Linked DNA regions of Homo sapiens: region 1 is linked to region 2. Evidence: read pairs that join two places in POLR2A ChIA-PET (ENCODE). Cell type or tissue: GM12878. All regions are shown on one strand. Each heading gives the region's core, and the rest is flanking DNA. Links, peaks and the distances in the headings are about the cores only.

Region 1 (7,801 bases), core at 1,427-6,426, 270 kb before region 2:
ACAGAATTGGAAAAAACTACTTTAAAGTTCATATGGAACAAAAAAAGAGCCCACATTGCCAAGTCAATCCTAAGCCAAAAGAACAAAGCTGGAGGCATCACGCTACCTGACTTCAAAGTATACTGCAAGGCTACAGTAACCAAAACAGCATGGTACTGGTACCAAAACAGAGATATAGATCAATGGAACAGAACAGAGCCCTCAAAAATAATGCCACATATCTACAACTATCTCATCTTTGACAAATCTGACAAAAACAAGAAATGGGGAAAGGATTCCCTATTTAATAAATGGTGCTGGGAAAATGGGCTAGCCATATGGAGAAAGCTGAAACTGTATCCCTTCCTTACACCTTATACAAAAATTAATTCAAGATGGATTAAAGACTTAAATGTTAGACCTAAAACCGTAAAAACCCTAGAAGAAAACCTAGGCAATACCAGTCAGGACATAGGCATGGGCAAGGACTTCATGTCTAAAACACCAAAAGCAATGGCAACAGAAGCCAAAATTGACAAATGGGATCTAATTAAACTAAAGAGCTTGTGGACAGCAAGAGAAACTACCATCAGAGTGAACAGGCAACCTACAGAGTGGGAGAAAATTTTTGCAATCTACTCATCTGACAAAGGGCTAATATCCAGAATCTACAAAGAACACAAACAAATTTACAAGAAAAAAAAAAACCCATCAACAAGTGGGCGAAGGATATGAACAGACACTTCTCAAAAGAAGACATTTATGCAGCCAAAAGACACATGAAAAAATGCTCATCATCACTGACCATCAGAGAAATGCAAATCAAAACCACAATGAGATACCATCTCACACCAGTTAGAATGGAGATCATTAAAAAGTCAGGAAACAACAGGTGCTGGAGAGGATGTGGAGAAATAGGAACACTTTTACACTGTTGGTGGGACTGTAAACTAGTTCAACCATTGTGGAAGTCAGTGTGGCAATTCCTCAGGGATCTAGAACTAGAAATACCATTTGACCCAGCAATCCCATTACTGGGTATGTACCCACAGGATTATAAATCATGCTGCTATAAAGAGACACGCACACATATGTTTATTGTGGCACTATTCACAATAGCAGAGACTTGGAACCAACCCAAATGTCCAAAAATGATAGACTGGATTAAGAAAATGTGGCACATATACACCATGGACTACTATGCAGCCATAAAAAATGATGAGTTCATGTCCTTTGTAGGGACATGGATGAAGCTGGAAACCATCATTCTCAGCAAACTATCGCAAGGACAAAAAACCAAACACCACATGTTCTTACTCATAGGTGGGAATTGAACAATGAGAACACATGGACACAGGAAGGGGAATATCACACACCAGGGCCTGTTGTGGGTTGGTGGGGAGGGATAGCATTAGGAGATATACCTAATGTTAAATGACAAGTTATTGGGTGCAGCACACCAACGTGGCACATGTATACATATGTAACAAACCTGCACGTTGGGCGCATGTATCCTTAAACTTAAAGTATAATAAAAAAAAATTAAACATAAAAAAAAGAGAACAGCACAGATGTGATGATCAATAACAATGGGTGTGGATGAGACAATAGGAACCCCTGCCAGACTGTCACAGTCAGAAAATATGTGCCCCATCTAAAGGGAACTGTCACTACTCATTGGTGCCATGAGAAAATGCAGGCCCAATGTTGACGGATCCTCCCATTTCTTTTAATGACAAGTCAGTAATGCAGGTGTTTATCTCAAATTTCTTGATTTTCAAATGTCGGCCAACAATTCCTAAAAAAGAAACCCAAACATGTTTATCGCTCTTCAGATCAACACTATGCAGGACAAAATGAAAATAGGTTGTCCACAAGTTGCAACCTCTGATTTAATCCATTCTTTCATTCACAAATACTTTCCGAGCATCTATGGAGTACCAGACACTGTGCTAGAACAAAAGGATACAATTCATAAGATGAAGTTCCTGCCCTAAAAATATTACAATCAAATGTCAAAATAGAGATGATGTCCAAGTAATTACAGTATTGAACTGTGAGTACCTCTGGGGTATGTAAGAGGAAACCCTAACCCAGACTTGAAGAGGATCAGAAATAGCTTTGACAGGTGGAGATCAGAAAGGTAGCTGTTAACTTAGTGCAACTCTGGCTGCATAACAAACCACCCCAAAACGTAATAGTTTAAAATAACAACAATGTGTTATCTCATAATCTTGTGCATTAACAATTTGGGCTGGGCCCGGCTAGATAGCTCTGACTTGAGACTTTCTAATCCATCAACCAACAGAGAGCTGCTGGGTTGGTTGGGTGTTGTGTGGGGACTGTGGTTTGGGATAGCCTCAGCTTGGACCACTTGTCTCTCCTCCACATCATCTCTCATTCTCCAGCAGGCTAGCCCAGGTTTGTTCACATGGCAGCTGAACAAGCTTCCAAGAGAATGAGTGAAAACATGCAAGCCTTTTGATGCTGAGGCTCAGAACTGGCACAATGAACTTCCTCTGCATTCCCTGTTACCAAAATAAGCAAGTCCCAGAACCAGCCCAGATTCAAGGGGAGGGGAAATTGTCTCCACCTAGTGATGGGAAGTCACACTGAAAGGTGTGGTCACAGGGGTGGGTGAAGGACTGTGGCTATTTTGGTAATGTACTTCACCTGATAAGAAGGCATGATGTGCGCAAGACCTGAAGATAATTGAGACAGAACATGGAGTTTGGGACATTCCAAGTTGTTTAGGATGGCAGGAGCAGAGAAGGCAAAGGGGTTTGAGGGAAGGCATGACAAGCGTGGTCAGAAGTCAGATCATACAGGACCTACCATGTATGCAGCCCAGTGAAATAGAGAATCTTGGGTTTTTTGTTTGTTTGTTTGTTTTGTTTTTATGGCTTTCTCGTAAAAAAAAAAAGATTATTTTGCCAATACAAGACAATAATTGCAAAATAAATACAATGTAAGCTTAAACATAGCATCCTAAATAAAATGTTCTGGGGACTCATAAAGAAGATATATCTTATCTAGTTTGAAAAATTACAGAAGTTGTCATTAAAATGTAGAATTCAAACTGAACTTTGAAGGACAAAAAGGATTTTGCCAGGCAGGGTTATAGAGGTGAGGCAAAAGATGAGCATCCACCAAAGTGCAAGAATGGGAAAACCCAGAACATATGGAATCGCAAGCATCGTGGCTTGGCTAAGACGAGGGCAGCAGTTCTCAATCTTATTTTACATTAACCTCCTGAAAGATGATATTCATATGTAACTCTCCCACATTCATACCCTGATTATGCCAGAGTTAAGACAGGCTATGGAGTTATGCACAATTGCCAGCTGTCGGACTATAATCCCACCCTCTCTCGCCCCATGGTCCATTGTGAGGCTGAGTCTGAGATCTGCTAATGCAGGCTTTTGTAGGGGAGCCATGACGATTGCACCTGAAATAAGTTACGGACAGAGCCTGGAGGTGCTTAAATGCCAGGCTAAGGGATTTAATGTTAGTGAAGGCAGTTAAGAGTCCCTGAACATTTTTAAGCAGGACAGTACAAATAGAGCTGCGTTTTGCCAATATTCATCTGGCAGAAGTGGGTAAGTAGAGCAGGGAGAGTCTAAGAGAGGATGCTTCTTCCCTATCCCTGAACCACCACAGGCATGATGAATTGATCGAGGGACTTATTTCTGAGAAGCCCAAGCAGATCCTCCAAATTCTTCTCAGCATAGTGTTCTAATGGCGGGGGAAGGGGTGGAGCTAAAAAGTCAATTGAAACCTAATGGACACCCTTGGACTGAAGACAGTCAGCTCTTTAAGAGGTGAGACATCATTTAGGTGGGAAGCAGAGCCAGGGCGGCGTTTGGAAGTGGAAGTGGAAGTGGAAATGAAAAGGAAGAATACTTTGAGAAGTGTTAGCAAAGTGTGTCTGTATGACTTGGCACTTGTTTCATGTTGGGGGGGTGAAGGGGAGGGGCAACTAAATATCATTCCAATTTTTTGAGCTTATGAGAGAATATGGAGCCATTACCTACAATAAGAAATGAGAAAACAAACTGATTAGGAAGGGAAGAAGAATATAGATGGAGTTTGAGTCTTTAGTATAAACTTCAGGCCTAAGATTATTAGAATGAAGGCTGAGGCTAAAGTTTGTAAGAATAAACACATAAACATGAATCTCATGAACACGGGATTTCCCCCAAGATACTCAGCAGCATTGAATGAATGCACAGGGGAGAGAAGTCAATTTCTTATTTCCCCTAAAAATACTACATTATCACTCAAGAGTCCTGGCAGAACCAAAAACAACTGGAAAGGAGAAAAAGTAAATGCAAAAGAATTTTGGGTTTTTTTTTCTGCATAAGAGAGGAGTAGGAGAAATGGCTCCTGCATTGAACACTTGACCATGGCTGCACAAGTGGAAACCACAGCATCCTACCCCGTCTTTCAGCCTTTGCTCTGTGTCTGGAGTTTTGACATAATAGGACATGTGAAAGACTTGATCAAATTATGAAATGTATTGTTCTGCTACCTCCTGATAGAGATAGTTTGTCATGCAACAAAAGTGAGTGCCTATGTTCAGAGGAGGGGAGCTGAATTTCAAGTCATTCCCCTTTCAAGGAGGCAATAAATAATTGTGGGTTTTGAGTATGGATTCTGGATTAAGATTTATTGAGTTCCAATCCCAGCACTACCCTAATATGAGGTTCACTTAATTTCTCTTTGATCCATTCTTTCATCTGTAAAATGGGCCTAATAATAGTATCCATCTCTTAAGGTCATTGTGAGAAGTAAACAAGAAGTACATATTAAGTTCACCCAATTATTAAATACAATTGTTTCATAATTACCTTTTTAGTATAGATGCTCTTATCAAGTGCTAATGAATAATTCTTATACATTAATATAATCCATGGAGAGTTCTCACATTTTCTAAAATGAAAATCCCTTTGGTTTAGGTTTAGCATGACTGGATAAGAATCTTTAAGGACCTGTACATGAATGAATGCCTCCTATAAAGAAAGCTCTTAGAGGCTTCCCCAATCTCTGAGACGACATAAAGTGATCTTAGCCATAGAGTTCATCTGCTATGGGGTGCCAGTCATACCCTGTCTCCATGGATATGAGATTAGGAAGATGGATTTTGAAAAATGACCTTCCACATTGGGGTTTGGAGAACTTCTTGTTTCTACTTCCATTAACTCAGAAAAGGTAAAGGAGCTAAAAAGTATTCAAGTACTCTTCATTTCAGCTACAAAGATTTCCTTATAAATTTTTCCTCCTTAGGGGAGACCCCATCTCTAAAATAATAATAATAATAATAATAAATAAAAATAATTTAGCCAAGCATGGTGGTGCACGCCTGTGGTCCCAGCTACTAGGAAGGTTGAAGTGGGAGAATCTCTTTAGCCTGGGAGGTTTAGGCTAGAATGAGCCGTGACTGCACCACTGCACTCCAGCTTGGGCAAGAGAGCAAGACTCTGTCTCAATTAAAAAATGTCAATTAAAAAAAAAACTCCCACTCTTATAGTAACATACAGATGGAATTATGTGACTGATTAAGCAGGATGAGAAGTTTGAGCACTTACGAAAGTAGTAGCCTTCCCTGGAAAGGTGACTTGCCCAGAATACTCCCCATTTGCAAACTCTTAAAGAGTTGTCTTGCTAACAAAAATTGATCTTGGATCTGTCATGATGTCCTATAACAATACAAAGCCATTTTTTCCTCCTAATTTCTTAAACCAGAACATCATGTCTTTATGAAAGAATTTTTGCAAAAATATTGGCGGTGGTGAGATGCCAAATGTTAACACCTGGCTCTTCAGGAATAAAAGCTCTAATGTGTAACATTCACCCTCCTCTATGGTGTGAATACTCCTACCATAATTACTTTCAAACAATCAAATGACATTGCTGAAAGTGAAGCTGGGAAGGTCTGCACACAATTGGTTCTGACGAGCCAATATGAGCTGTCCCCAACACACCATTGTCCCTGTACAAGCCACCTCTTAGGCCACCAATGAGGCGTTTCTCAAGTCAACTTTCAGATGACAATGCCGCCCTCGGAGCTGGAAAAGCAATGGGGAGCAGGAATTGAGACTGGATTCTCCAGGTGGTGTCAAAACCATACCCACCCAGTGCAGACTGCTTTGTTTTGTATCATGAATAGGTTTTGAGGCTTTTCCTTATGTCAGCTGCTTTTCCCAGACCAGGCCAGTCTAAAAGAGCAATCAGGAAATGTGGGTAACAATAAAAACAATATTGAAAACAGTTCCAGGAGATTCTCTGAGACTTTCAGGGGTCTCTTTCCTGGCAGAGTCCCAAAAAGCTCATGTCACACTCCTGAGTGGACAATAAATTCTCCTTCCCAGTCACCAATGGCATTATCTGCACTGCCCTCTGGTGGCTTCCGTGGCTGCCATAATCTGGTGATGACTGAGCCCTGACCACCTTCTCTTCAAATGTCTTATTGTGGCTGAAGCTTTTCTCAGTAAGATGTGTAGAGAAGCCTCACTGAATCATAGGTACAACCGTTATTGGACTCCACTTTTCTGAAGGAATTTGGGACAAATTCCCTCATACTGAATGGGAAGACAGTTGAGCAGCAAAACTTAGAATTAAATTGGCTTTGAGTCACATAGTCCCTTGCTACAGGGAGCTCTGGGGTGTCAGAGTTCCCTTCTCGCTCAGATGATCCCTGACACTCAAATCTAGTGATATGGGGTGATTCCTGTTTTGGAGTCTTGATCCTGGAGAGGAGTAACTGGCCATCTCAAGGCTTCTATTTCCATTTTTTCATGGGTACCCATTTCACTCTGATGCTAGCAAAACTCCTAGTGCCTGCCACAAGGGACAGTTCAGATTAGCTTGGTTCCTTTCCTCCCTCTCCATGATGTATTTGCACTGGAAATGAGATGTATCCTCCACTTTTCTCATCTACGTTGACTTGACCTTGCCTCTTAGCAGAGAAGCAGGTGCTTCTTTCTCTGAGGAGGACATTAAGAGACTGGCAAAGTGTCACTGCAGAGAGGCTCTGGAAAGGTGCCAATCTGGAAGAACTTCAGAGTCTGCTCCTGGCTGCTTTAACCAATGAGGCAAGATTTCCAGGTATCACCTCACATCGCAGCTCTTTTCCTTTGTCAGCAGTGATAGGAATGGGGCTTGCCTTCCTCATCCTCCTACCAAGAATCTACTTCACGGGACTGTGGAGGCAACACAGAGAAAGAGTGTGTAGTAGTGCTGTGTGAACTACAGAGTGCTCAAAAGATGTTATTTATTGGAATGATGATCCCGCAGGCAAAGTTAATTGCATAATCCATTTCTTCCTCTTAAGCTTTGTACACTCTCCTGTTTTGGTACTCAATATGTAATGAGTGTGTGTGTCTCCATTAGATGATTTGGAGTTAGAGTTCCATCCTATTCCTCTCTGTCCCCAACACCTATGCAGAGGTTGGCATCCAGGATCCCGATTCTACAAATGGATCAACTGAACCCCAAGAAAGTTCAAAGAGCTAACAAGTTGCAGATATAGGATTTGAATTCACATCTCTTGACTCCAACTGCAGAGATCACATCACCCTGACATGTGATAGATTCTCAAAAAAATGCCTAATGAATATATTTGTGAATAAACCTTCCTCTTCTTTAACCCTTGCCTTAGGATATCTGCTCTGGTATTGTACATTGAAAGAGCAATCAGGAATTGTGGGTAATAACAAAAACAACATTGAAAACAGTTCCAGGAGATCCTATCTTCACATAATTAGACAACTACTAAATACATCAAATAAATTAACCAGCTGGTTGACATATGAAGTGGTGT
Region 2 (7,801 bases), core at 1,117-6,116:
AAAGGGTTGACACATTGCTTCTTGTTTGGTCCCCAGGCCTTCCAGGGAAAACAGCCCACTGAGTCATCTTAGCATTTGCATTTCTCTCAAGCTCCTTTGGCTGAATTTTCCCAGTCTGCATCTCTAACATGTCTAACTGAATGACTGATACATATCAATGCATATCCCAGGACCCTCTACTGATCTTGTTTGATCCTTAGTTCAAACCTTTGTTTTTTCCACACAGTAGCTTTCTGATCAACGGACAAAGTAACCTTTTCTCCAGAAAGTTTGGAGTATGGAGCCTGTACCTCCAAATCTCAAACCCTCCTACTGCTAAGACTACTCACCTGGGATGGTGTCAGAGATAAAATGTTGGGGTACTCAGCCCTCTACCCCATTTCATGATGCTAACACTTAATTTACTTAGCATCATCCTGTTTCTTTTCTTTTTTTTCTTTATATATATATATAGATATATATATATTTTATTATACTTTAAGTTCTAGGGTACATGTGCACAACGTGCAGGTTTGTTACATATGTATACATGTGCCATGTTGGTGTGCTGCACCCATTAACTCGTCATTTACATTAGGTATATCTCTTAATGCTATCCCTCCCCGCCACCCCCTGCCCGCCCCCATTCCACAACAGGCCCCGGTGTGTGATGTTCCCCATCCTGTTTCTTTTTGTGAAACCAAGGTTTCAGTGGGACTACATGCTGGTAGTTTTTGAAATAGGAATGTTGCCTGAGTGGAACAGTAGCTGCTTAGGATTATTCCCTAGGTCATAGAGCTTGTCTACATTGTACCGTCAGGAAGAATGAGGTTACAAAGCAGAATTCAAGAAGAGTGACACCTTCACTGTGAGAGCACAAAAGCCATCCAAGAAGATGGCTTCAACCATTTGCTTATTTACCCTACAAGTAACTAAGCTCAAACTGCATCTATTAAGCCATATGAATCCCATTACATATTAAATGTTTGGTCAGTTCTCAAGAAGGCACTGCTACTCAGGAGGCTGGGGCAGGAGGCTTGCTTGAGCCCAGCTATTCAAAGTTACAGTGAGCTATGATTATGCCACGGCACTCCAGCCTGGGCAACAGAGTGAGATCCTGCTCTGGAAATACAGAGATTAAACAAATAATAATAAGGTGCTGGATAAGATGCAGATAAAACCAAAGAGCTTATCAGGGGTGGGTGGGTGGGCTCACACCTGTAATCCCAGCACTTTGGGAGGCCGAGGCAGGCAGATCATGAGCTCAGGAGATCGAGACCATCATGGCTAACATGGTGAAACCCCGTCTCTACTAAAAATACAAAAAAATTAGCCGGGCGTGGTGGTGGGTGCCTGTAGTCCCAGCTACTCAGGAGGCTGAGGCAGGACAATGGCATGAACCCGGGAGGCGGAGCTTGCAGTGAGCCAAGATCATGCCACTGTACTACAGCCTGGGCTACTGAGTGAGACTCCATCTCAAAAAAAAAAAAAAAAAAAAGAGATAGCTTATCAGGGGTGCCTTCAGCATTCTGGACAGGACAATCCTTCATTAAGTGGGACCCTCCCACTCCCAACTACTGAAAGGTATTTAGCATCCCACACCCTCAGGACATTAAATCCTGATATACACACCCCTCATCATCATGACCACTGAAAATGTTCCCACACATTTCAAAACACCAGAGGAGAGGGATGACACCATTCCCCACTGACAACTTCTGTGTCTACTTAGTGGGATGGAATTCACATTCAGGAAATGACAGAAAACAATACTGATCTGGAGGTGGAACTGTGAGATAAAAGCTGTAAGTATCATTAAGTGGTCAAAGGCGATCCAAAAGAGTAGAGCAAGTTTTGATAAGAACAGGAGATGGAGACTTGTAACCTTCCCCAGAATCCAGTCCAGGGTTAAAGTCTGCCATGAAATGCCTTCTCATCAACACCCTGGATTTCCCCTACTTAAGCTGATTACATGAACTAATACAAGGAAACCACCGAACTCGGTGAGCAGCACATCCTACACACTTGGCAATGCCAACTTTTAAAACACAGGTATTGTTCCTGTCCTCCTGCTCAGGGCAAGCGTTCTTGCCATGTGGGCATCCAGGGAGGGCAGAACAGTGACAGCCCTGGTGAGCATGAAGGGCACTGCTGGCCTTCCCCTGCCGGGCTTCTCCAGAGGACTCAACCATAGGCCCCACCCATTCACTGCTGGACTGAGGAGATCTGACCCCTGTCTAGTTCCTTCCCGCCTGTGTCAGCTGTGGTCAAAGGGCCATTGTTCCCGGAAGGCCAGTGTGTTTTAGCCATCTAGGAACAATGCCCCTTGTTGATCCTCTGTGCTCCAGTTGAATAAGGTCATAGACTGTTTTCAACCTTAGTCACAATCAATATCATCACCTTTTATTGTATAGTGTTGGCATTGATATGTTTTCTGATAACATCTATATGCTCAGGTGAGACTGAAAAGGTCGGTGAATGAGCCATCTTTTATGGATCCTGTTCGAAATTTATTAATGACACAGTATACACTAAGTATTATATGGGACCTGATTCTCAAACTTATGGAGCTTATTTAAAGTACAAAGTGATCACTTTAAAATGCAGTTTTCTGGGCCTCTCAAATTCTGATTCAGTAAGTTGTGGGGGCATGAACCTGCAAATTAACCATCCCCACATGTTTCTGATACAGGTGATCCATGGGTATGCTTTGTGAAACACTGCCACAGAATGATAGTAAACTGAATTTAAAATGAGCATCTTCTTCTTGATGTTTTATATTCTATCTCCTTGAAATGGATCTTTCACTAGCAAAATAAACATTAAGTAAAAGTCCAATGGAAACAAGAAATCAACTTAATTATGAAAGAAAATTAGAGTCCCTGCTGTAAGGCTCATATATAGACATGATAAGCCTATGCAACTGAAAGTTTAATTTATGTGTATATAAAATTTACATTTTAGTCTGCATAAGAGAGTGGCTAAACAGAAAATGATTATTTATGTCAAAGCATACTGAATGTAATTATACAACCTTATATTTGAATATGCTCTACTAATTTTTCAGTATTTCTTACTTAATCTTCATGAAAGAATTATCTTATCTTACAATCTGATGACCTGTATTAGACTGGCATGAAAATTAAGGCATGAAAAGTTTATGCAACATGTTTAAAGGTCAATACAAGGACCTAAACATCCAGAAGGTGATGACATTTTCTGCTAGATTAGAAATGTCAAATAGGTTTCATGCCACATGCCAATTCACACAGACCAGTAGAGTACTAAGAAAGCCAGCCCAGGGGAAGGATGTGGTGATAAATTAGTAATAAATAGACTGGCTCGTCTGGCAGGTAAAAAAAAATGGTGGCATCTGTGCCACACCTCATGCTAGATATGCCAACTCTCAGAGTATTTAGCAGCACTTAAAATACTCACAATTACCACTACTCTCATTCTTTCACTCAACAAATATGAATAAGCATCCACTATATGCCAGCCACTAGACATATACCAACAGACTGCTATCAAGGGGGTCAATGTCATGCAATAAGGTGGTTTCTAACCTAAGGCTTTCTCTGACAAAATGAGATTTAAGGGGGAACTAAAGAAATAATTAAAGTCAACAATTTGAAAAAAGAGAGAGGAAAGTGGAAGTGAATGCTATCTCAGAGAAACCAAAACTAAGCCACCATGACTGGATTGAAGAGGGGGAACACGGAGGGCTGGGGATTAGTGGGCAACTGCCAGGTCATGCGAGTCACTAAGGTTATGAAATTATGATTTCAACTTAAGATCATGGGAAGTCATGGAAAAGTTGAGTCCTGCAGGTTTGTTTGTTTTTTGTTTTGGCTTTTAGGGGAAGGAGGTGAATTACCAGATTTCCATTTCATAAAGAGGGTGGAAAAGAGTCACAGTGAGTATGAATAGCAACTGCAGTCACCCAGGTGACTGGACCAGGAGGGTGGATTTGAGATACTTTTTGGAGGCAGAATCAACAGAAACTTGGTTTGGGAAAGAATACAGGGGATGACAGCATGGAAGACCAAGATTCAGCTCTGATTGAAGTGCTTCAGATACATTCAATTAGAAACTCCACAAGGCAACAGGACCAACCAGCGTTGGAGACCTTGGGAAAGGACTTTTGAAAATGTGGGGGTTTCAGGCACAGAAAAAGGTAAGATCCAAACAAAACACTAATTCTTTATCTTCTATTTTCCGATTCTAGTTAAGTTTTATAATACTTATGCTGTTATACTCATGAAGACTTAATCCAGTAGAGATGTTACCATGTAAGTCTCTGGTTTTCTAAATTATAGCACTTACTGCAACTTTTTACCTCTCAAAGCAACTTAATTCAAGCAACCATAAAACTCCTATTGAAAATGTTTCTTAAGGAGTACTGTACATTACTGCCTTGTATGGTATACCAACATAATTTCATCTTTCATTGACTATCTAATACATCATGTGACTCAACATCTGTATGAGGGGCATTAATTTTACCATCCAGGCTCTGTCTTCATGATGACTCGAGCTCTTCCCTGAAGGCCCCCTTCCTGTGTGAATGGCAAACACCTAGCTCAGCTTGCCAGGTCATCTTGCCATACTCAAAGCCCACAGAGAGTGGTTGTTAAGCTGCCCCACTTGGAGACAAGACCAGGGATGGGGCCAAGATCCTCGAAAATGGAATAAAAATGCTGGCCCCTGGCTGAGCCACCCACTCTGGGAGATGTTTGGGAAGGAAAAGGGGTTGTTTTGAGTTTAATCAAGAGAACCAGGGTGGAGCCTCCAGAAGTTACAATTAGCACCAAATTGCAGGGTTCATGCACTTTTAAAAAAAGGATTTTTATTCCTGGAGCCAAAGTTTTCTTTTCTGTTAAAATACAACCTCCTAGGAAGAAGGCACTAAAACCTCTGCCAGTTACTTCCACTTCGAGGAGCATGTTTGATTTTTTTCCTGCCAACAAGTTTTAATGGAATAGATGAGTATGCTGGTGTCTAGAAGGGGAAGAGGCTGCATGTCCCACTCTTTTGCCTAAAATCACCGTGGCAGGAACCATTATCTTTTCTTAAAATCCTCCACCAAAGCCACCACCACTAGCATCAGATTCTCATGACACACAGCTTTGAAGCTACAGCAACCAAATTAGACCTTCTCATGGGGGAAAAGAAACTGAACACAGTCACACTCTGTGACTCCCACTTTTCGTTCTTCAAAGACTTCTACGGCATAAAATACATGGAAACAAAATTTTCCAGGTTCTATGTCTCAAAAAATGGCCGGAAGCATGTTTATTATTCTCCTTAAGATTATTTTTAAAAATTCAAAAAAGATCTTACACACATATGTGTTTACAGTGATTTAAAAAAAATCACTGTTTTGAAGTGTTGCCACTCATATTATTCTTAGACATTTGTTTAAGAACAGATTATGAGATACTTGAAAGATTGAGACAAAGAAGAAACACTAAAATTTCTATGATGTCACCAACCTGGGCTTAGAGCAGAAAATATGTATATTTGCTCTTAAAAAAAAGTGGTTAAGAGAGAATTTATGAATAACATAAGTCCAAATAAAATGGTTAAAAAGCAAAAAGCAAACTACCATAAAGAAAAGTGTATAGGAAAACAGAGAAAACAGAGAAGGTATACACACACACACATGCACACACACACATATACAGAAATGCACTTATAGAGAGAGGGGAGAGAGATATATATAACCTATAAATATTATATATATTATATTATATATAACAATGATATATATTAAATATTATTCAAAAAGTCTCAATTATTGTTTAATTTTTTCATTTGTTTTTCAGCAACCATTCCTGCAGGGTTTTTTTGGTTATTGTAATGTAATGCCAAGTGCAAAAAAAAAAAAAAAAGAAAGAAAAAGGAAGTCTTCTCAGTTTGTTTTGTTTTTAAAACACAAGTTACCTGCTTCTCAGACCAACAGGATGCCATCACTGTTTAGACTTGGACCTGCTTCCTTCAAACACACACAGTGTCTATATGATAGCTCTTGGGACAATTTTAACAAGGGACATTAGGCATCCACATCTGATCTTCCACAATCCAGACAGTACAGGGAAATAAAGTTAGCACCCAAACTGTCTTGGAGACCAAGTGTTGACTTTGTGCAGAGCAATGAACATGTCAAGGCAAACTTAGAATTTCCATTACAATATGCTCAGCTGGAAAAAAAAATGAGTATGTGGCAAGGCTGGCAACTTGACTTACAAATGACTATAAAATATGTGGCTGCTTTTCTAATCACTTGGAATTATGGAAAGGAAAGAGGACAGCAGAGACATAAGGCAGGGCACTTTAACACATCCACACAGGAGGCCCAAGAGCTGGCCCTCAATCAAGTTATTTCAAAAAGCCAAGGTGAGTAGATATACACATTACATAGTTAACATTACATATATCAAGTTGTAAAAAATTAGTAATCATTAGAACAAGAGCGTAGGCTAAGAAACAAATATGTGGTAGAGGTAAAAAAATCATACTGATTGTCAGGAAAAGAAGTTTCTGTAGGAACTGGGGCCTGCAGGCCAAGGGAACCCTGAAACAAAGTGTGGCTGATGTTCCACTTATAGAGGAGACAGGAGGAATAATGGGGTTTTGAGGTCAAAATAATCAGATTGGGAGCAGTTGCTTCTGCAGGAAGTAGACAGGAACTTCCTTACGAATCCCAAAAGCCAAAGACCCAAACTAATAATCTTCTTGTTAAAACTAAAAACTCAGCTTAATTTGGCCCAATGACCATTCTTGTGAATAAACTTTCTAGGTAAGTTTTTAAACCAAAAGATTTTTTTTTACTTGGTTCCAAATGTCTTCTATGTTTAGAAAAATTTTTTAAAGAAAAGAAAAAATTCAAAGCCACATTCACTCAGGGGACAGAAAATTGGTCACTACAGGAGCCATACGAAGAACGTAGTGCTACAGCCCCAGAAGGCATTCCTCCAAGAGCCATCCCCAAAATGTCCGGCATGGGCAGCACTACCAAAATCAAAGCTTATTTTCCAAGTCAGAACATTCTGAGGAAGAAAAACTCCCTTGGATGTGTAGGTTCTGATACATTTATTTCTTAAACATTTATTTCTCACACATGCTGACATAGCTTATAGGAAGGTAATGACAACAATAAAAACCATATCAGGTGACAGCTACTGAATGCCAGGAACTGTCTGAAGTGCTTCATGAATTAACTCACTTAATCCTCCCAGCAACTCTGAGGTAGTTATGTCCCCATTTCACAGATGAGGAAACTGAAGCCCAGAAAGGTAAAGTAAGGTGACTAAGTCACACAGGGAGACACGGAGGATATGAACCTCTTACAGACACCATGACAAATACAGGAATCCAGAGCTCTAAACAAGGCATTCCTGCATGTATATATTTAATGCTACATTAACCAGGACATTATCTTGCTTCGGTGAAGGCAAACAAGTTTAAGAGCCTTCTTTACTTCATTTGCATATGCCTCTCTCTCACTCAGATTTTCAGCTGCAACTGAGAGTTTTTTTGATCACATTCTACTTTTTCCTTAATAAATTAAAATCAAAAGCTTTTATTGAAAAGGTAAGACAATGTATCAGATCTGACTAACTGCAAATTCCAGAAGAAGTAAAACTGAAGTAGGTTCTTTGTACAATAAACTAAAATGCAACCTTGCAGTTTTACAGGGTGAAATATTTTGAAGATATGAGATAAACAAGGAAAAACAGAAAGTACAGTATAAACAGGAGCCAGGTGGATGCTAGGAAGTTCCTGAAGCACACAGCATTGGTCTCAGAAACTCGGTCCC

What was found. Peaks named below come from ENCODE experiments on the same cell type or tissue, not always from the same donor. Only the 100,000 strongest peaks of a DNase experiment are listed, where the experiment ranks them.
Region 1: POLR2A ChIA-PET joins it to region 2 with 10 read pairs; 2 of 35 experiments call an interaction of 5 or more read pairs at or near these places.

The regions. Positions count from the first base shown.
Region 1 is chr10:50,269,483-50,277,283 of GRCh38, forward strand. No RefSeq gene overlaps it. Among named protein-coding and RNA genes, the nearest start is that of ASAH2, 22 kb to the left of the region's middle. In GM12878, for the core only: a CTCF peak has its summit at 6,385 (motif pointing left); a DNase peak (open chromatin) is centred at 6,411.
Region 2 is chr10:50,537,001-50,544,801 of GRCh38, forward strand. All of the region lies in intron 2 of SGMS1 (sphingomyelin synthase 1), which reads right to left. Among named protein-coding and RNA genes, the nearest start is that of SGMS1, 83 kb to the right of the region's middle. RefSeq lists a silencer at 1,549-1,843 and an enhancer at 1,836-2,045. In GM12878, for the core only: no CTCF peak of the experiment used is centred there; DNase peaks (open chromatin) are centred at 1,824, 3,461, 3,612 and 5,101; H3K4me3 peaks cover 2,124 bases; H3K27ac peaks cover 4,363 bases.